Regions from separate parts of the Homo sapiens genome. Here region 2 is linked to region 1. Evidence: chromatin loops called from intact Hi-C (ENCODE). Cell type or tissue: IMR-90. All regions are shown on one strand. Each heading gives the region's core, and the rest is flanking DNA. Links, peaks and the distances in the headings are about the cores only. Region 1 overlaps NFIB (nuclear factor I B). Region 2 has its middle 17 kb from the start of TRH-GTG1-6.

Evidence for each region. A loop is a pair of places that touch in the nucleus more often than their neighbours do. Peaks named below come from ENCODE experiments on the same cell type or tissue, not always from the same donor. Only the 100,000 strongest peaks of a DNase experiment are listed, where the experiment ranks them.
Region 2: it touches region 1 in a loop (2.3-fold over the local background); 2 of 110 quality-filtered maps call a loop at or near these places.

The regions. Positions count from the first base shown.
Region 1 is chr9:14,253,765-14,264,074 of GRCh38, reverse strand. The region is part of intron 2 of NFIB (nuclear factor I B); the gene reads left to right. Among named protein-coding and RNA genes, the nearest start is that of NFIB, 55 kb to the left of the region's middle. In IMR-90, for the core only: no CTCF peak of the experiment used is centred there; a DNase peak (open chromatin) is centred at 4,984; H3K27me3 peaks cover 898 bases.
Region 2 is chr9:14,411,368-14,421,677 of GRCh38, reverse strand. It overlaps a transcript of NFIB not described here. Among named protein-coding and RNA genes, the nearest start is that of TRH-GTG1-6, 17 kb to the left of the region's middle. In IMR-90, for the core only: no CTCF peak of the experiment used is centred there; a DNase peak (open chromatin) is centred at 5,547; H3K27me3 peaks cover 4,357 bases.

The DNA of each region.
Region 1 (10,310 bases), core at 1,292-9,291:
TTTCTTCCTTTGTACATTAAAATAAATCAAAACAAAACTCTAATCCTTTTATTATATTTGACAACCATGGGCAATTGTTCTGCCCTGTCAGTGAAATCACTCTTTCTCACTTAAACTGGGAACTTTTTCAGGGTTGCTTTTTTGCCTCCAGCAAGTTTTAGGAGAGACATGGACATAACACAGGAGCAGTAATAGTTTGTACGAGGAGGATAAGTAACTGCCAGATGCAGAGGACAAACCCTGATATTTGGGTTTCACGGATTACGCCATATACTTTCACTTTTATTGAATGGGCCACTTTATTTGTCTGCAGCTCAGTTTTCGTTTTGCTATCCCTAAACTCCAATTCTGAATTTGATAATGTAGGCTCATAACTGTTCTTCGTCACAGATGCACACACAAATTATTTGGGTGATTTTGAGTAGTAAAGGTGAAGAATCTAGATGGCAAACCTGTGTATAGCCACTCAGATCCTTCTGAGGTCGCAGTGCAGAATTCCATATGTATACAGGGTTTGAGCCAGGCTTTTGGGAAAGCTGCACTTGAACTCTCTCCACTTCGCATCTTTTTAAAATAAGTTTATGTTTTAATATTTTGAACACAGTCTTTTTCCACAGGTAAATACGGGTATGGAAACAGACTTTTAAAAACAAGAGTACGTACTTGGTTTTGTTAATGAAGGGGAATGTTGAAAGTGGAACTTCTGGAAGAGTTTTTCTTCATAGGGAAGAACTGAAGGAAACTATTTCTTCATGAACATCCTTGAGTTCGTAGCTTTTATGAAAAAAAAAAAATCCCCTCATGCTATTCAAATGCCATTGAAACATCCACCTTTAAATAATGCAGTAAGGGAAAAAAAAAACCTTGTTTAACAGTAGTTTGTTTTAGAGACTGTACAAATAACAAAATCATGTTATAGGTTAAGACAAAAAGCCATAACAACCCACCCTATCAGCCCTTTTCTTTTAGGGGGAAGTGAGCCAGATGTTTAAACAATATGGCAGGATATGTGCATGCCGCAGTACTTGGAGACCTTGGGAAAGAAATCATGTCTGCACCCCTAGTGTTTCACAGTTTTAGACTCCTGACCTAGAAACAGTTTAAACAGATGTTTAGTTCAAGGGATTTATGTCGACATTGAATTTTTTTTTCCTTTGGAAATGGCTGCCTCTAAAATGGGAGCCTTTTACTAGAAAAAGGACCAGAGAAACAGCTACATCTCAAAACTTGCCAGTTTCATGTTGAAACTGGTCTGGTGCAGCAGGAACAACAACAAAAAACAAACAAACAAATAAACAAAAAACAAACAGCTGCCTTACCAGTGACTCTTGACGCGTATGAACATCTTTTCTTTCTCCGCTGTCGGTTCTGTCTCTAGTAAGTTAGGATTGTCAACAGTAACAGAATTTACGAAAGGAGAAGGCATCTCAGAAAACCCTAGCCGTTATAAGCCAGCATAAATTGTGGCTCCTTTTCCTTGTCTCAATTCTAACCCTTTTTTCTAGCCTTCAGCCCACCACAATCCCATTGCGCTCCTTCTTCCAGAAATGATTCTTCTCACTTTAATCCTGGTGTGGGGAGTTCATTCCATAATTTGGATCAGTCAAAAATGATACATTACATCATAGCTGCCTTTATGAACATGTTTATTTCATATCTGAAATGTTTTCGTGTGTATTCGCTGTGCTTTGACTTGCAGAAGGAGAAAGAAAGTAGTTTTACTGGAGGCAAAACAGCCACCTGTGAAAACTAATTGCGTAGGTAGAGGTTTGATGGTATCTCTGGGAGGGATCCAGCAGGAAGAAAGTAAATGTTCTTAATCTACAAGGAAATCACCTGTATGCCAAACTGACCCTCACAATCAAAGCCAGGTTTGAAATATCCCATCAAATAGGTGGCCTGTGTTTAGGAGCCTGGAGTGAGAAGGGCAGCAAGAGGGAGGAGTCATGGTGAGGGCCGGTGCAGTGCATCTTAGTGCCCTGTGTAGATAAGTGAAAAGTGACATGATAGTGTCAGGGCTCAGAAACCGATACACCAAAATGTGGCACTTTGACATGCTGAGCTGAAGAAGCAGCCTTAGGTCTCTCTGACACTGTACCCCCTCCACCTCCTGCCTTGCAATCCTCTGTCTCTCCCAAAGCAAAGGAGGAAATTGTTCCCTGAAGTTCCCTTATCTGCCTCAAGTTCGGATGCACCAAAGAATAAAACAATTATCTCTGGTTCCTTCCCCGAATTTCCATTAACTGAGCTCATAGCATGTAAAGAAACACTGAAGCCTGTCAACACATCTGGACAGACATTTGTCACAAACCATTGTCTGCTGTGTGGGCCCAACAGACTTTGTCCCAGGCCACTTTAAGTTCATTAAGTTCCCCTAAAAATCATTTACTGTCCCCTTAAAACCATCCAGACTTCCCCATCTCCCATTCCTCTAAGAAGGAGTGTATATAAGCATCTGTACCCCATTGGGATATGGGGCAGTCATCCCTGCATTCTCCCCCTTGCACACTAATAAATTTATATGCCATTTCTCCTCTTAATCTGCCTTTTGTGAGTTAATTTTCAACAAACTTTTAGAGAGCAAAGGGGATGTTTTCCCTTGGCCCCTACAATGGACTCAACTACACTGCCTTATTACGGGCTGAAATGTGATATGAATGGTATATATTATCTTCAAACAAAAGGTTTGAGATGTGACTGCTTTTGAGTTTCTTCTTTCTTCCTTTTCATCAAGTTTGCCTTTTCAGTCTTTTTTTTTGAGACGGAGTCCTGCTCTATTGCCCAGGCTGGAGTGCAATGGTATGATCTCGGCTCACTGCACCCTCCCTCTCCCAGATTCAAGTGATTCTCCTGCCTCAGCCACCTGAGTAGCTGGGATTACAGGTGCCTGCCACCACACCCAGCTAATTTTTGGATTTTTAGTAGAGACGGGGTTTCACTGTGGTGGCCAGGCTGGTCTCAAATTCCTGACATCAGGTGATCTGCCTGCCTCGGCCTCCCAAAGAGCTGGGATTATAGGCGTGAGCCACTGTGCCCGGCCCCTTTTCAGTCTTAAATGCTGTTGTCTTGACTTTTTTCCCTCCTCCTTTCCTGGATTCCACCAATTTAGTATACCTACAGGTTTCTTGCTATTAAAAAGCTAAGACATATTGTGATGGAGAGGCAAGAACCAATGATGTGGCTACCTTTTGCCACCATCTGTGTAGCTCCCTGAACTGAGTGCCTTCAAATTCAGAAAAAGCAGGTCCTTTGGGCCAATCCATGCCCCATATAGGCCAATAAGCATGCTGCCTTGCCTGAACCCAGTATAGAAGACAGATCTGTGATTGGTTGTCAAGATGGTAGGATCTGAGCTATCCTGCAAGATTCTACATTTTGTTTGTCACTCTAGGTAGACAGTGGCCAGTTCAGATATGCTCGACTGGCACACCTCCATGTTACCTTAGCTGTGCATATATCTGCATGCAGGTAACTTTCCTAAATGGCTGTCTTCCATGGGAAATCAAAACCGTAGAGGAGGGAAAAGTTCCTATTATTTGAAGCACCATGAGATTTAGGGAAAAGTTAGACAATCCTTCCTGGAGTCCGACAAAAGTAAATCTTTAGAAAGTGACAAACGAGTTTCACATAAGCTACATAAACTAAGTAAGAACATGAATTAAAAGGATATTTACATGACTGAAAAGCAATTTTGTCTGGAAGACTTTGGTCACATTTCATAGTGTCCTTGGTGAGTCATAGTGAGTGCTTGGATTGGGCCTCTGCATTTATACATATTCAGCCTCTGCATTACAGATATTGAGCCATCCTGGGGTGGACCAGGAGACCAGAGGCTGTCTCAGAACTCCAGTGAGCTTCAGTTTTCACTGACAGGAAAGAAACTAGATCCATTCTCTGAAGTCAGTGCGCCTCACTTTTCTCAGTGCACTTGGACTCTTCTCTACGTGTTCTCACCCCAGTGTCTTGTAGGTTCTTTCAGGACCCAGCAGTTCTACTTGGCACCTGTTAATAAAAGTGCTTCCTCCAGACCCTCACAGAAGGCAAACTTGTACCACCACGAATCCATCTTCAGGTTGTATTGGAGGCCTACTTCTCAGCATTAAGCCCCAGTCAACTAAAATATCTGTTTTTCACCAATAGTTTTGTTTTGTTTCGTTTCGTTTTGTTTTTGAAATGGAGTCTCACTCTGTTGCCCAGGCTGGAGTGCAGTGGTGCTATCTCAGCTGACTGCAACCTCTGCCTCCCAGGTTCAAGCGATTCTCGTGCCTCAGCCTCCTGAGTGGCTGGGATTACAAGTGCCCGCCACCACGCCCGGCTAATTTTTTTTTGTATTTTTAGTAGAGACAGGATTTCACCATGTTTCCCACGCTGGTCTTAAACTCCTGACCTCAAGTGATCCGCCTGCCTTTGCCTCCCAAAGTACTGGGATTACAGGCGTGAGCCACTGCGCCCGGCCACCAATACCTTTTAAACAGAAGATCCTGCCAACATCAATGTATGGCAGTACCCCTGGAGCTGTCTTTCCAGAGTCTAAGCCCCATGGGCCCATGCTTATGTGAGAAACTTCTCCCTCTTCATACCCAAGACTCAGCCATAGGATCTTTTGCTCAAGTAGAATCCACAGTCAAGTCCAGTTTATTTCTATGATGCTTAGGAACTTAGACCATTTTGATATGTAGCAGGTCTTTGACATTTATGAAAGATTTGTCCAGAGATAATGATGAGTTTCTAAATTTACAGGTAGCTCTTTGGAGTATAATTTCTTTCCTAGACATCTGTATTCTTCCAAGAACCATCACTTCCTTAGGCCTTTTCACTTTCTCTTCACTTTCATCACCACCACAAGCAATTGACTTCTTTTTTCAGTGCTCTTTTATTTTTAAAACAAAGAAATGTTATCACTTCATGAGCTTTGTATGTAACAATGAATGAGATGTGAATGTTGAATAGTTGGCAGGGTTCACTCAATACCAAAGAGATTCTCACGAGCCTTATGTGCTTATGATTCAGATTTGTCCTAAGGCAAAACCACAAATTTGATTATACCACTCCCCCACTCCCCATAGAACTATTATTAATATTTCATGGACCTTAGAACGTGGTTTGAGGAGCACTGGTATGGGATATGAGCCTCCAAATGAAGCCAGATCCTAGAAAGAAGGCATAGTAACCAGAGCCCTGGACTGTGTGTTTGTTAGTCCTGGGGCTCAGTTTCAAGTTGAGCAAGTGTGTTGTGTGCACGTATACATGTGTGTTTATGTATTTTGTTTTTATAATGTTTCTATGCAACATGCTTTAAAAAGGAATGACATCCTTACTAACTTGATTTATGAAGAGAGGATGTAAAACTTTTAAAAGCACGTATTTTGGAAATGGGGTATAATGGAAAAGTAAACAGTTGAAATAATGGGATTATTTCTCAGAGTAGTTGCATAGTTCATGCTGAACCTTCAGCAAAATCTTATTTGGAATGGCTTCTACTGTAAAACACCTAGGAGCAAACTTAAAAATACTATAAGTTGGCAGCAGCAGAAAGAATTCACAGGGAATGTAGTAGTGCAACATCATCTGTCTTTGTTCAAAAAAGTTTATAAGATAGTTCTATTCCACTGTCTTGCCCCATGGCAGAAGAAGTTCTGGCTGGGAGAGCAGGCCTGGAAAGGCAGCACAGGGCCACATACTCCAGATGTGTAGAAATGTTCTCAGATACTTAGACAACATGCTGTTCTCACCCACCAGCAAAAGTTCTTTGACTGGAAGGGCTGAATTATTCAGCATAATCCTGAAAGCATTGTTCCCTTACTAATAAGTATCCAAGGTTAAACAGCCTATTGGTTAAATTGCATGTTGGAATAAATTGCTCTGTTAGATCAGAGCAGTTATAAAACTGTGGTAGATCTGAATGAATGTTCTCAGTGATGATAAGCAGTACCTTTGCTTCTATTAAATTCATGTTCTAATACGAGTCATCAAAAGGTTCTTTTATGCTAACTATGTTCATAAAAGAACACTCAATGTTTGACCACCACAACAGCTACAGCCACTAAAAACATAAATATGGGGGAAGTCCACACTGCTCAGACAGTTTAGTAAATTGTATTATTTAAACAAAATCTATTTATAGGAGATACTGAGATACTGATATGATGCTTTAAGAAAACCTTGTCCGTTAAAAAAAAATCTCATTTTTTCTTTAGCATGATAACAAATAATTCTGCCTACTTATATTAATAAATTCAATGACAAGGAAACCATAGCTGGCACATTATTGGTCTTAGTCTTAGAATTATGTTTCTTTCTTTCGTTTTTTTTCTTTTTTGAGATGGAGTCTCGCTCTGTCGCTCAGGCTAAAGTGCTGTGAAGCGATCTTGGCACACCACAACCTCTGTCCCCCGGGTTCAAGCGATTCTCCTGCCTCAGCCTCCCAAGTAGCTGGGATTACAGGTGCCCGCAACCATGCCCGGCTAATTTTTTGTATTTTTAGAAGAGACAGGGTTTCGCCACGTTGGCCAGGCTGGTCTCAAACTCCCGACTCAGGTGATCCACCCACCTTGGCCTCCCAAAGTGCTGGCATTACAGGTGTGAGCCACTGCACCTGTCCAGAATTATCTTTCTATTACTGAAAGATTTTTGAGGTTTTCTCTCTTGTTCATTCAGCACTGAGCTAGGCATTGGGAATGCTGGGTTTTGCTGGTCCTGGGGAATTCACAGTCTAATATCCAGCTTGTAGAAGAGTGACTTTCAGTGTTTCACAGTTTTTTTCAGCTGTGCAGTAGCTGTAATAAGGCACAGCTGTCACCTTGTGTGCACCATGTTCTAGGACTATACTCAGTTTTATATATGTGTATCTCATTTAATATTCAGAGTAACCTCGTACTTCCCCTCATTTTATAGGTGAGGAACCTGAGCCTCTGTGTTAACCAACTTAACCAAGGTTAAACAGTTAGTAGGTGTCAAAGTCAGATTTAGAACCAGGACAGTCTGGCTTTAAAGCCTTGGGTGCTAAACCTTTAGGCAATACTGCCTAATCCATAAAAGTGACAGTGTTTTTGTTACTATGTGGGCCCTTCTTGTGCTCTAGGCCATAGAAAGGCATCTTGGCTCTCACCTCTGCTTAGTTCTAGGGTAGCAGATCATAATCTCATCAGAACTGGGGTAGTGACAAAGCCAGGTCAAACTAGGCCATGGAAGCTCAGTTCCTGGTTCTATTTCAAAGGCAGGAGTCAGGAAGTTAACGGCCTCAGGATGCTGTGCTGTCTCTTCAAGTTCTGCAGAGGACCTCTGGAACTGGTGCATTGTTGGAGCAGATCACCCTGCTCAGCTCCCTCTCACCCTTCTCACCCAATGGTCTTGTCACTTTGGGTCCAGTTTTATGAGCTCACAGTGATTAAGTAACTGTGATTCTCATGGTTCTGAGACTCTGACTGCCAAACAAGCTAGTGTTGCTGAAATATTTTAATGGTCTGGCATATTCACTTTCCTTTTTGGAAGTTAGTGGATTGGCAGCTAGAATATGAATATTATATTTCACTCCTCTTCCTTTTTTTCTCTATCTTCTAATTAGTCTTTCTCTGCTTTCTGATTTTTCTTCTATCTCATCCTACTTATATGTTTTCTTCTTTATGGTTAGCAGTGAAATTGGTCTAAAGAGAAAACTTCTGTTTGTAAGGAGGGGTTCTTGTCTAGGTAAAAGTTTTTGGAAAATTATTTATTTCTAAATGTGCAGAATGGGTATATAATTAATAATTTTTTTTCTTAGAACATAGTTTCCCTGTAACCATGTTTTGGTATGGAATGAAAGATGAAACTGAGATTATTAAGGCAAAAATGCAGTAAGACCTCCCTCACCCTGAAATTCAATCTCTCTGGAATTTGATTAGTGTTTTTGTTGGTTTTACATATGAATATTGTTAGAGGGAGAGGCTTCTAGAAAAAGTGGGTCAAAATGAATATTTTTGGTAAAACAGAAGCTGCATAAAATGTCTCATTTTTATACTCATAATAGCCCTGTGGGGCAGGCACCATTGGTAGCTTCCCTTTGCACATGAGGGAGAATTAAGGGACTTCTCAAGATCACACAGCTAATAGGTGGTGGATTTAAACTAGGTGCCTTGAGTACAGTGTTTTGTATTTCACTAATACTATGCTAGCATGGTGTTTTGCGCTTCAGTAATACTATGCTAGCATAGTGTGTGGATTCTGGAGCAGGACAGAGTTGAATTCAATGTTTTCCAAAGGCATTCAGGCTATTTGATCATTTCTCTTATATGTGATTCTCACAGTCAGTTGAGTGCTTCACAAAACACACCAAGACTCATCAGTGAGCTGGATTGTTAAAAGGTTATTTATAGTGACCTTGTGAGAGTCTAAACACTCCAAGTATTTCATCAATAAAAGTGAATAATAACTTTTATTATCTTTTTTTAAGGATGTTAGGAGGGTTAATCTGTCACTACCTATAGAGCAATTTATATAAACTGAAGCATGTCCATGTCCATGTTATATTAGAACTAATTCTTACCAGCCCATATCTGGTCATCAGTATGCCCTGGATTTTTATATCATGTTTGGTTAATATAAAGTTTATCATCCCCTCAGTCATTGACCATACATCCATTTCATGAGAATTGTAAAACAAGGTAAAGTCAGATGCTCACAGTCATTGATATGTGCTACAGTTGAGATTTAATCCCCAGGTGATCTTACATTAAGGAAATGTCAGTAATCTGTTAGAGACACAAGTTCAACAAATTCAGCAAGATTCTTTTACAGTTGCAGAATCAAAAAATGTCCAAGTGTTAACTCCTCATGGTTCAGCCAAGTTTCTTTTTTCTTTCTTTCTTTCTTTTTTTGAGTCAGGGTTTCACTTTGTCATCCTTGTTGGAGTTCAGTGGTGTGATCATAGCTCACTGCAGCCTCGAACTCCTGGGCTCAAGTGATTCTCCAACTTTAGCCTCCCAAGAAACTGGGACTACAGGTATGCGCCACCACACCTGGCTATTTTTATTTTTATTTTGAAGAGATGGGGTCTTGCTATGTTGCCCAGGCTGGTGGTGAATTCCCATCCTCAAGTGATCTTCCTGACTTAGCGAAGGTTATTTTGTTTTGAAATTTGGAAGCATGGTTGGCGCTTTCATAAGCTAATACTTTAAAGCTTGTAGCTTTAAGGTACTTGTCTGAAGTTCACTGAAGAGGAGCAAAAGATCATTATTATTATTTAGGCCTCTAGACCTTGCTTGTAAATGCACATATATGCACATGCATAGATTCACACACACACAGAATCCCAACTACAAAGCATTTTTCAGAAGTCTTATTCAAATAAAGAGGTAAATGGCTCTGCTCTTGGTGAGACCCTAATAAGCATGTGATAATTAAATTATTTATCTCAGGAACCTATGTATCATTATTAACACTAATATTATAGCAGATGGGCTTTTGGATCAGTGGAGGGCCTTTGAGCAGCTATTAGAGAACCAGTGCACGGGAGTACTGTAAAATAAATTAGCCTCATCATTTCACTTCAAATCAGCAAACGATTATTGAGTGCACATCCCTGAAGATGCGTGTCTCCATGCTTATGTGCTTATGTCTGGTGGAGGGATAAGATCAGTAAGTAACGCAAGCCCATATCAAGTCAGTGTTTAAGAGAAGTACTGTATAAATGTGAAGCTACTGAGATGCAGTGGAGGAGCTCATATCTGGTTCTAGGGGTGGAGGGAGCATCTTATGGAGAAATGCTGTTTTGTTTTGTTTTGTTTTGTTTTGTTTTTTTTGAGACAGTGTCACTCTGTTGCCCAGGCTGGAGTGCAGTGGTGTGATCATGGCTCGCTGCAACCTCTACCTCCCAGGTTCAAGCGATTCTTATGCCTCAGCCACTTGAGTAGCTGGGACTACAGGTGTGTGCCATCATGCCTGGCTAATTTTTGTACTTTTACTAGAATGGGGTTTTGCTATGTTGGCCAGGCTAGTCTCAAACTACTGGCCTCAAGTTATCTGCTTGCCTCAGCCTCCCAAAGTGCTGGGATTACGGGCATGAGCTACCATGACTGGCCTGAGAAATTATGTTTTTAACTGACTTTAAAAGACGGGTTTTGTCAAGTGCTGGGGAGGCATTTAGACCAGGGGAACAGCATGAGCAAAAGTCAAAGGGCAGGAAAATGTACAAGAAGTTATCCAGTGTAGCTGGAATACAAGACCCATGATGTGCTGGAGGCCACGTGAAAAAAATAAATAGAGATTACTTCATGGAGAGCCATGAATGTTGGCTTGAGAGAGTTTTACTTACTGTAACAATTCCGCAAAGATAC
Region 2 (10,310 bases), core at 1,313-9,312, 160 kb before region 1:
TCGAAATGTATCCAACTGTGATGGATCCTCTGTCCATTGGTTTGTAGCAAGTAATTTACATTTGTCAACTTTCATTTGTATGTAGATAAGATAACTGACATTGAAAACCCATCTTCTTATCTTTCTCAATGGAAGAGTTAATCTGATTTACCATTTTCATGATGTATACTCTGCATTCCTCTTCAGTATCTTCAAATTCCAGGTAGTTTTTGACTGATTTGTTGTGTTCCTGCTTTTACATCTTATCTTATGAAAGAACATATACACTCTGTTAAATTAGATCTTAGGGCTTTTAGCCCTCCTCAGACTTTCTCTACCATGCCCCAAAGTATCTCATCCAATAATTAACATTTATAATTATTTAACAAATCTGTATTGAGCCAGACATTGTTCTAGATCTGAGAATTTATAAAATAGATGTTCATTTCAATTAATATGATTGTTATTTATCTCATTTAATATTTCATAAGAATTGGCATCTAGAAAGAAATGAAGGAAGAAAAACAGGAAGGAAGAAAGAAAAGAAGGGGCTTGTCTCTTTATGAATGCTACAGTTTTGCACATGGTATACATGCCTTATTTTTTTTTTTTTTGCCAAAGATCCAGAGCTCTTAAATTATGTGATATTATTTTGTAACAAAATAGTTGAAGGCAGGATGTGAAAAAGAAACCAATGCAATTTACTTATAATTAACTAAGACTAAGTTTAAAAACGAAAAAAAAAATGGCTTACTCTCAGTGGTGCTACTGTTGAACTGTCATCTAAAAGCTTATATAATTAGTGGAAGCATGTTAATTGAATTATGGCAATTAAGTCAGCCTTGAGACAAGAGGTTCCCTCCTGATTGACGAGATAGTAGTAATTCTGCAACCCATTTCCCCTGGTAGGAAGTTTCGGGACTGTGTCTCATCCTGCCCCTTAGTATTTTAGCTATGATGAAGTGGCCAAATCTTGATTTCTCTGGTGTTAATTATCCACTTTGCGGGTTTTCTGGGCCCTTGGATTCTTCTCTTCCTTTCTACAGGGTTACCAGGTTGACAGCATCAGTGGTAGGCTAGAGCCATGAAGAGGTCATGCAATTTACATCTGTTGTTTTTGCTACCAAATATCTTCATCAGTAAAAGATAAGGAGTGGGAGGAATGAAAATATTTGGGGGGTTGGTGTGGAGAAAATGATTATCTTTCCAGCCTTTCTTTGATAGCATCTTTTTTTTTTTTTTTTTTTTTTTTTGAGACGGAGTCTCGCTCTGTTGCCCAGGCTGGAGTACAGTGGTGTGATCTTAGTTCACCGGAACCTCCACCTCCCGGGTTCAAGTGATCCTCCCCTCTCAGCCTCCCAAGAAGCTGGGATTGCAAGCGCACACCACCAAGCCCACTAATTTTTGTATTTTTAGTAGAGATGAGGTTTCGCCATATTGGCCAGGCTGGTCTCAAACTCCTGACCTCAAGTGATCTGCCCTTCTCGGCCTCCCAAAGTGCTGGGATTGCAGGCGTGTGCCAGCACGCCCGGCTCTTTAATAACGTCATTGTTGATTGAAGTGTTGAGAAAAGACTGAAGCCAGAGTTCACATGAGTTTGGGGACAGTTTGGGGACTATACTTGTTCATCTTAACCCTTTTTATAGAGCCTGCAGAGTGAGCTAGCAGCATGTATATCAGGTCCTGTCCCCAACCTGATATTAATAAATGAAGTAGCCTTGGGAAATTTCCTTCCTCTCTCCAGGACTAATTTACTCTACAAAACAAGAATGTTGTAGTTCCTTTAAACTACAAAATTCTATACTTTTTGGTCTATTCACAAGCTCAGGTTCATGTTTTCTAGGGTTTTGAATATGGATTGTTCGCCTCATATGTCCTGGGGTGACAAAGCTGCGTGGGCAGTGTGTATGCCAGCCAGACATACCGATGGGAAGTGGAGCAGATGCCACTGAGGACTGTCAAAGGGTCGGTGTTGTGGATACCTCCAGAAAAAGAAAGCAAAAGAAAAGCCAACAGGGAGGAAGGGGTGGGAGGACCATACTGAAATGTCTGAAGACAGCGGTCCTGGGGAAGTTCTGTGAGCTGGGCCAGCTACGTAACATGCAAGGCTACGTAACGTAACAGGGCTCGTTGCAAAATTAAAACACGGGGTCTCTTGTTCAAAAATCAAAAATTTCAAAATGGCTACAGCAGAGCATTCAACTAGACGCAGGACGCTTCTAAGTGCCAGGTCACATGCCGGTGAAGTGGGCCCTGTCTGTGGGCATGGTTGGTAGGGATTAATCCTGTTTCCAGGGGTTGGAATCACAGCAACCTCCCCTCCCTGGTCCCCTGAATCTGCAAGGCTCACTTCAAGTCTGCTTTTCATTCAGTGCTATGCTTCTTTCTTTCTTGCTTTTTTTTTTTTTTTTAACAGTGCTGCTAGCTGTATAAATATTTTACAGTTCCCCTATGAAAAGTTTCCAAGGGGCCCATGTTGAGGGAAAAAAATCTTTGAAAGGATTTTTTCCATAGCAATTAAAACCTTTCAAAGCACCGAGAGCTCCCCAGTCCCACTTTAGTGCAACAAACCTCTATTTTTTTGCCCAGTTTGGATGGCTCTGGGTCTGAAAGTAAGCCAGCCTCTTTGTTTGGTGACTTTGCAGGTTGCCGATAGACATTTGGAATTTAAATTCATTAGATACATGGCAGAGCCGTGGATGGAACTGGGATGGATTTAGAAATGCTGTGATCAGAAACTCTAACCCCTATTTCCTGTATCTCATTTACTGGGGTAAAATGACTATAAATCAACCTAAAGCTCATTTTAGCTCCCCAGATGAAGTCAAATGTACACTCTGACTTATGCATATACCATTTTTAGTTAACGCACCAATAAAAATAATTGTGCAAGCCTAAATTTGGAAGTGTTCCCAGCGTTTATGACAAAACTTAATAAAGCCAGGCACATTGAATGTAATATGGGAATTTTATTGAAATGAAATTAGTCCATCATGTAAGCTGCACGTTTTCCTCAGATTTCTTGGACTTCATATGAGAGCTCTCCTGGGGACCCTAATAGGGTCTTGCAAAAATTCAAGTCCAGTATGTAGAGACACAGGGCTCACACGCAGACTCTGCAGCTGGTAGGATGGTGCACTGAGTTTCCATGCAGCAAACCACACACACTTCTCCAAGCATACCCCTACTCTTTTCACCCTGGTTCTAAGCAGCAGATATATTGTTGTGGTTTTACTCAACACACGAGACTCCTGGAGAGATGGGGGTGGGGGTTCATTTGTAATTCTAGTAACAGTGGTATGTGCCAGAAACCTATTATGTAACTTCCCTGGGGAAACAGCATGGTGGGAGCCATTGTGGATGTTCATATAGTTTGGTTGCTGAGCTGTATTTAGGCATGAAAGCCAGGGGGCTGTGAGATGCTTTTTTCGCTGCTCAAAGGAGGAAGCAGTATTTATTTCTTTGAAATGTGGGGTTGAGGGTGGGGGTGCAGGGACGAGAAGATGTGAATAAAGAAATTGAAGTTCTGATATAGATTATATTACATTTACAGTGGTCCTCAGACTTTAATGAGTACATTAACACTTCCTGGGGTGCTTGTTTAAAAAAACTGTTCCTGGCTGGGCGCGGTGGCTCACCGCGCTGTAATCCCAACACTTTGGGAGGCCGAGGTGGGTGGATCACCTGAGGTCAGGAGTTCAAGACCAGCCTGACCAACATGGTGAAACCCCATCTCTACTAAAAGTACGAGAAATTAGCTGGGCGTGGGGGGCACCTGTAATCCCAGCTACCCGGGAGGCTGAGGCAGGAGAATCACTTGAACTCGGGAGGCAGAGGTTGCAGTGAGCCGAGATCGCACCATTGCATTCCAGCCTGGGCAACAAGAGTGAAACTCCGTCTCAAAAAAAAAAAAAAAAAAAAAAACTGTTCCTAGGCCCTAACTCAAGAGATTTTAATTTATGACACCTAGAACTATACCTAACAACTTGTATTTTAAATAATACCCCAGATGATTTTGACAGAGGTAGTCTAAGGATCTCAGTTTAAAATACTTCTATCTGGTTAGTCATCAACAACAGCAAAGAAACTTCAATATCTTTAATAAATATTTGTTTTTGAGGTGTTACCATGTGCTGAGCATAGGGGAAGGTCTTCCAGCCCAACTACTTCACTGCATTTGGACCATCATCTTGGTAGGTGTCCAGTTTATTTTTTAAAATCTCAGGAGACTGATACAGTCACGATGAATACGTTCTGAGAAATGCATCATTAGGCAATTTCATTATCGTGTGAACTTCATACAGTGTGCTTACACAAACCCAGATGGTGTAGCCTGCTATACACCTAGGCTCTGTGGTATAGCCTGTTGCTCCTAGGCAGCAAACCTGTACAACATGTTACCATACTGAATACTGTAAGCAATTATAACACAATGGTAAGTATTTGTGTACCTAAACATATCTAGACACAGAAAAGGTACAGTAAAAAATACAGTATAAAAGATTTAAGGCCGGGTGTGGTGGCTCACACCTGTAATCCCAGCACTTTGGGAGGCTGAGGCAGGCAGATCACGAGGTCAGGAGTTCAAGACCAGCCTAGCAACATGGTGAAACCCTGTCTCTACTAAAGATACAAAAAATTAGCCGGGTGTGGTGACACACACATGTAATCCCAGCTACTTGGGAGGCTGAGGCAGGAGAATCGCTTGAACCCGAGAGGCGGAGGTTGCAGTGAGCTGAGATCATGCCATTGCACTCCAGCCTGGGCAACAGGGCAAGACTCCTTCTCAAAAAAAAAAAAAAAAAAGTAAAAATAGTATACCTATACAGGGCTCTTCTCATGAATGGAGCTTGCAGGACTGGAAGCTGCCCTAGGTGAGTCAGTGAGTGAGGGGTGAGTGAATGTGAAGGCCTAGGACTTTACTGTACACTACTGTAGGCTTTATAAAGACTGTGCACTTGGGCCACACTACATTTATATTAAAATTTTTTCTTTCTTCAATAATAAATTAGTCTTAGCTTACTTGTAACATTTTTACCCTGTAAACTTAATTTTTTTAACTTGTTAACCGTTTAGTAATAATGCAGCTTAAAACACACATTGTACAGCTGTAAAAAATTTTTTCTTTATATTATTATTCTGTAAGCATTCTTGTATTTTAATTTTTTCTTTTATTTGTAATTTTTTTTTTTGTTAAAAACTAGGACACAAACACACACATTAGCCTGGGCCTACACAGGGTCAGGGTCATCACTATTACTATCTTTCACCTCCGCCTCTTGTCTCACTGGAAGGTCTTCAGGGGCAGTAACACATGCGGAGCTGTCACCTCCTATGTTAACAATGCCTTCTTCTGGAATACCTCCTGAAGGACCTGCCTTAGGCTTTTACAGTTAACTTTTTAAAAATAAGTAGAAGGAGGTATACTCTAAAATAACAATAAAAAGTAGAGTAAATACTAAGTGATAGGACTTTTTCAGCTCTGTTATAATCTATGGGACCATTATGGTATATGTGGTTTGACATTGACCTAAAAGTGGTTATGTGGTGCATGACTGTACTTCATAGCTTTGTTTTATAGCTTGTTTCAGTGCTTACTCACCATTGCTGTTTAGACTTTTTTTCTTAGGTTTATACAAATTTCTTCTTGCTGAAATTCAAGCCCATTTCTCCCTGGTTCTTCTTTAGAAGGAATAGAGACTAGTCGGATGGTGTCTTAATAATAATCCTGTATGTATTTAAAGGAGACTAGAGTTATCTCCCCTATTAACCCACAGACAGACAGATTTGCTCATGGCTCAGTGGCCAATTTCCATCTGTAAGGCTTCAAACCATTAGGTCCAAAGATGGCTGAATTAGGCCTGTACCATACGGGGGTGTCTCCTTTGATTACCTTCCCCAAAGCCATCTTGGTGGGACTTGAGGGATTTAAGGAGCTATTGTTGGACACCGACATCACCATTTCCACAGTCCATATGGAGAGAGTGATTATCTTTTTTACTTTCTCTTAAATGCAGTTCTTTCTACTTCCCTTCATCTTCCCTAAGCTTCATGTCTCTAATTAACAGATTATGAAACTTCTAGACCTCTTGGGCTAGAACAGAAAATGAATTGGAAAATTCAAAGGGAAATTGGACAATGCCTTTTCCTCTTGGTGACAGCATTAGACAGCCTCTGAGGTGGCCTCCTGCTATTCACACTTTGTGCAGTCACCGGCCTTTGAGTGTGGGCAGGACCTGTGACTTGTTTCTAGTTGATAGAATATTGTAAAGGTGATGGGATGTCATTCATGTGATTATGTTACATTGTAACATAGTATATGGTATAAGTCATGTGTTGTGGGTTATGCCTCGTATACAAGACTTTGTCTTGCTAGTGAAATTGCCCCAGAGACTCTCCTTGCTGGCTTGATGAAGTAAGTGGTCATGATGAGAAAGTCCATGTGGCAAGCAACCATGGTGGCCTCTGGGAGCTGAGGGCAGTCTCTAATCAATAGCCAGCAAGAAAGTGGGGCCTTCAGTTCAGCTGCAAGGAAGTAAATTCTATTAAGAACCTGAGTGAGCTTGGAAGCAGGTTCTTCCCCAATCAGGCCTGCCTGTGAGAATGCAGCCTGGCTGACAACCTGCTTGCAGTCTTATGGGATCCTGAGCTAAAGACCCAGCTGAAGTGTGTTCTGACTCCTGCCCCACAGAAACTGTGAGATAATAAATACTTGGTGATGTTTTAAGCTGTTAAATGTGTGGTGGTTTATTAGTCAGCAAGAGGAAACTAATAGAATGGCCATTTGATTTGGCTTATCTGACAGTGTGTGGGGAAGTCTACAAGGATTTTTTGAGAGAAGGCCTCCAAAGAAACATTTAGCCTAAGTGTCAGGCTCAATAAAATACCTCATATTTATATACTTGTAAATATTTTGGACCATGCTTAAGATATTCTATAACATTTAAATAAAAGCTATTTTCCCTTTAAAATGAATAATAAATGTAACAACAAAATTGTCATTTACTGAGCACATTCTGTATGCTTTGGAGTGCTTTGTAGATACTAATTCATTTAATCCTCTTAACTGGCATGTAGGTAGGCACTATTATGAACTCCGTTTTACAGACAAGGAAGCTGAAACACCAAGAAATGAGGCCATCTACTTACGGTCACTAAACAAATTTGCCAAAAAAAAAAAAAAAAAATACAAAACGTGAGAAAGGCTTTTGGCCTTTTGGTATCCAGTTATGTCCAATTACGTTTTCTTTTTTTTTTTTTTTTTTTTGAGACAGTCTCACTCTGTCCGCAGGCTGGAGTGCAGTGGTGCAATCTTGGCTCACTGCAACCTCTGCCTCTCGGGTTCAAGCAATTCTCCTGCCTCAGCCTCCCGAGTAGCTAGGACTACAGGCACATGCCACCACGCCCAGCTAATTTTTGTATTTTTAGTAGAGATGAGGTTTCACCATATTGGCCATGGGGTCTCAATCTCTTGACCTTGTAATCTGCCCACCTTGGCCTCCCAAAGTGCTAGGATTACAGACGTGAGCCACCACACCCGGCCCATATCTTCATTTTTAGAATTATGTCTAGAGATTATGAAAACGGGACATGGCATGTGCCTCACTAGACTTCCGAGAGGACCTATATAAATTAATCAGCTATTTTCACTAATAATTACAATAAGTGCTGAGTAGACATAAGTGAATGCTTCGGTAAATCTATAAAGCTGGAAATTGAGACGTTCAAACCCTTGAACCAAGTAGGATTTCCACAGGAACACTCATTTTGGACAAGTTATTTGCATGTTGTTTCTATTTGTCTCTATTTTAGTGGCTTTTTTCACTATATTTTTCATTTTGTTAATATTATTTTGAAAATGTAGAAACAAAAGACTGAGCCTGACATGGTCAATGGATGGACCATTTTGTGGCTGTCTTAGGTCATGCTGTTTTTATGCATCCTGGAATGATATTAAATTACCTTTGGAAAAATAGCTGTACCATGTCCCAAGCTGGTGGGAAGCCTATGATTTACTTTTTTTCTACAGGCCTTAAATGTAATCAAGCATTCCCAAATTCTATTTGCAGCTTTTTTATTTCCTTTGGCCTTAAGAACCCCATTCAGATTCTGCCAACATGTTTTTAGTGAATGCTAGGAGGTAATTACTAGTGTCTTCACTTTACAGATAAAAAACCCTGAGACTCAGAAAAGCAAAACTCTCTGTGGTTAAACAATTAGAAATAACCAATAAGGGATCTGAAATCAAGCTATCCTGTTTCACACTCAAGGCCCTATTGACTATATAACAAACTGAGTGCTATGTATTCCCTCTAAAAAGATTCTTAATGACAAATGATCATGAGCTAGACCATGCATGCTTCCCCCCACTCCTCATTGTGGAGTGTGCAGAAAAAGTAAGTAGAAGTTATTTAAATATGCCTGATACTGTTCCCCAAAATGGTGCATTTTTTAAGCTCACTGGGAAGGCTCCAGCTGCCCCAAGTGTGTCCTCCATTGCCATCCATGCCACTGGAGACTTATTCCTTTGGATCTGGAGGCTTTGTGCTCCTCATAAGTTTCATTACAAATCCAACAGATGGAGAGAGCACAGAGCATGATGGGAAGGCAGTTCAGAGCTACCCAGGGGTTCTTTGAAAGCCTCCCGCATATATTCTTCCAGTTAGAGATGGCAGTGCCAGTTAAAGAGGTGTGATTTGAGGGAAGGAGGAGGGGTGGTTTGTACTGTGGCTCTTCTGGAGTGGGCAGGGCTGAGCCCTGAAGTGGAGGCGCCCTTCCTAGTGTATTTGTAACCAGACACCACCCCACTTAGAGAAGTAACTGAACTTTTAGCCTCCTCTGAACAAACATTTTTTAAAGCTCCTAAATAAAATGTAAAAGCTCCATACCCCACCCCTACTTTTGCTTTGTCCCTGGGTCTAGTTTAATTACGTATCCCATGCCCTGAGCGCTCCCCTCTGGGGAGTGCCTTCACAGTCTGCATCTCTTGGGTCTGGGGCATTGAAGAAATCCTTCCTTCTCCCTGAGAGTTGATCTGGAGTAACCCACCACAGCTGAGCCCTGCTCATGCCCCACATTCCAGATCACATCTTCTGGAAGCCCTACAACCGATGAGAAGAAAGCAGGACTTGACTCATGGGGAATTTGCGAGGGTTGTAGGGAGGCCAGTCGCAGCAGCAGGAGAAGAATGAACCTTCATTTTGAATCTCTCACACTCAGAGAGAATAACCCAATTTGAACACTGTCAACTTGTTCCTTAGCTGGTAGGTCTTCTGGTGCTATCTGAAACCATCGCATTTTGCTTTACTCATTTGTTCAATAACATTCCTTACTGTGTGTCAAGCACTACTCTAGGTATTAGGGATACAACAGTCAACTTGGTCCCTTTTCTGAAAGCGTAAATTGTTCAATGGGAGAGTCAGACACATGGATGAGTGATTGCCATTCAGAACAATACATTATGTGGGAACACATAGGACAATCTAAGACCATATGTAAGTACTTTATTGCTGCATAACAAATTACCCCCAAACTTGGTAGCTTAAAACAATACATATCTCTTGTCTCATACAGATTCTAAAGGTCAAGAGTCAGGGAGTAGCTTAGCTGGGTGGTTCTGGCTGAAAGTCAATCATGATATTGCTGTCAAGGTGTCAGCCAGGGCTGCAGTCATCTGAAGGCTTGGCTGGGGCTGAAGGATCTGCTTCCAAAAAAGCTCACTCACGTGGCTGTTGGCCTCTGTTCTTTACCACATAGGCCTCTCTTTGGGCTGCTCACAACACGCCCTGCCCTAGCCTCCCCATCGGAACAAGCAACCTTAGAGAGAGGGAGCAGACAGAAACCACAGTGTTTTTTATACCTAGTCTCAGAAGTGACTTCCCATCAATTCTGCTGTATTCTATTGGTAACAGACCAGCCTTAATACAGTGTAGGAGGGAATTACACAGGGCATAAATACCAGGATGGGGGTTTATTGGGGACTGTCATGGAGACGGTCATCCTCATCCAGTCTAGGTGCATGAGAGAAGGACCCCAACAGAAACGAAGGCCACAGGAGGAAAAGAGTTCAAGCCCTGGTATTGTTCCGTGGCTCATGAAGATTTGCAGTAGCTCTCAATCCACTAACAAGGGGTGGTTTCTCTCCTGACACGATCTCTTTCCTTCTTTGGATGCTTAGGATGGCCAGGTGCCCTTATATTGGGCTCATCCAGTCTCAGGACCTATCATTTTCTAAGCCAGGAGGAAAGTGGGATGAGAATATACTAAATTCCTTGGCCACTCTGAGCCACACCCCCCTGCATGAGGAGCTTTATCTGAACTCGACTAAGACC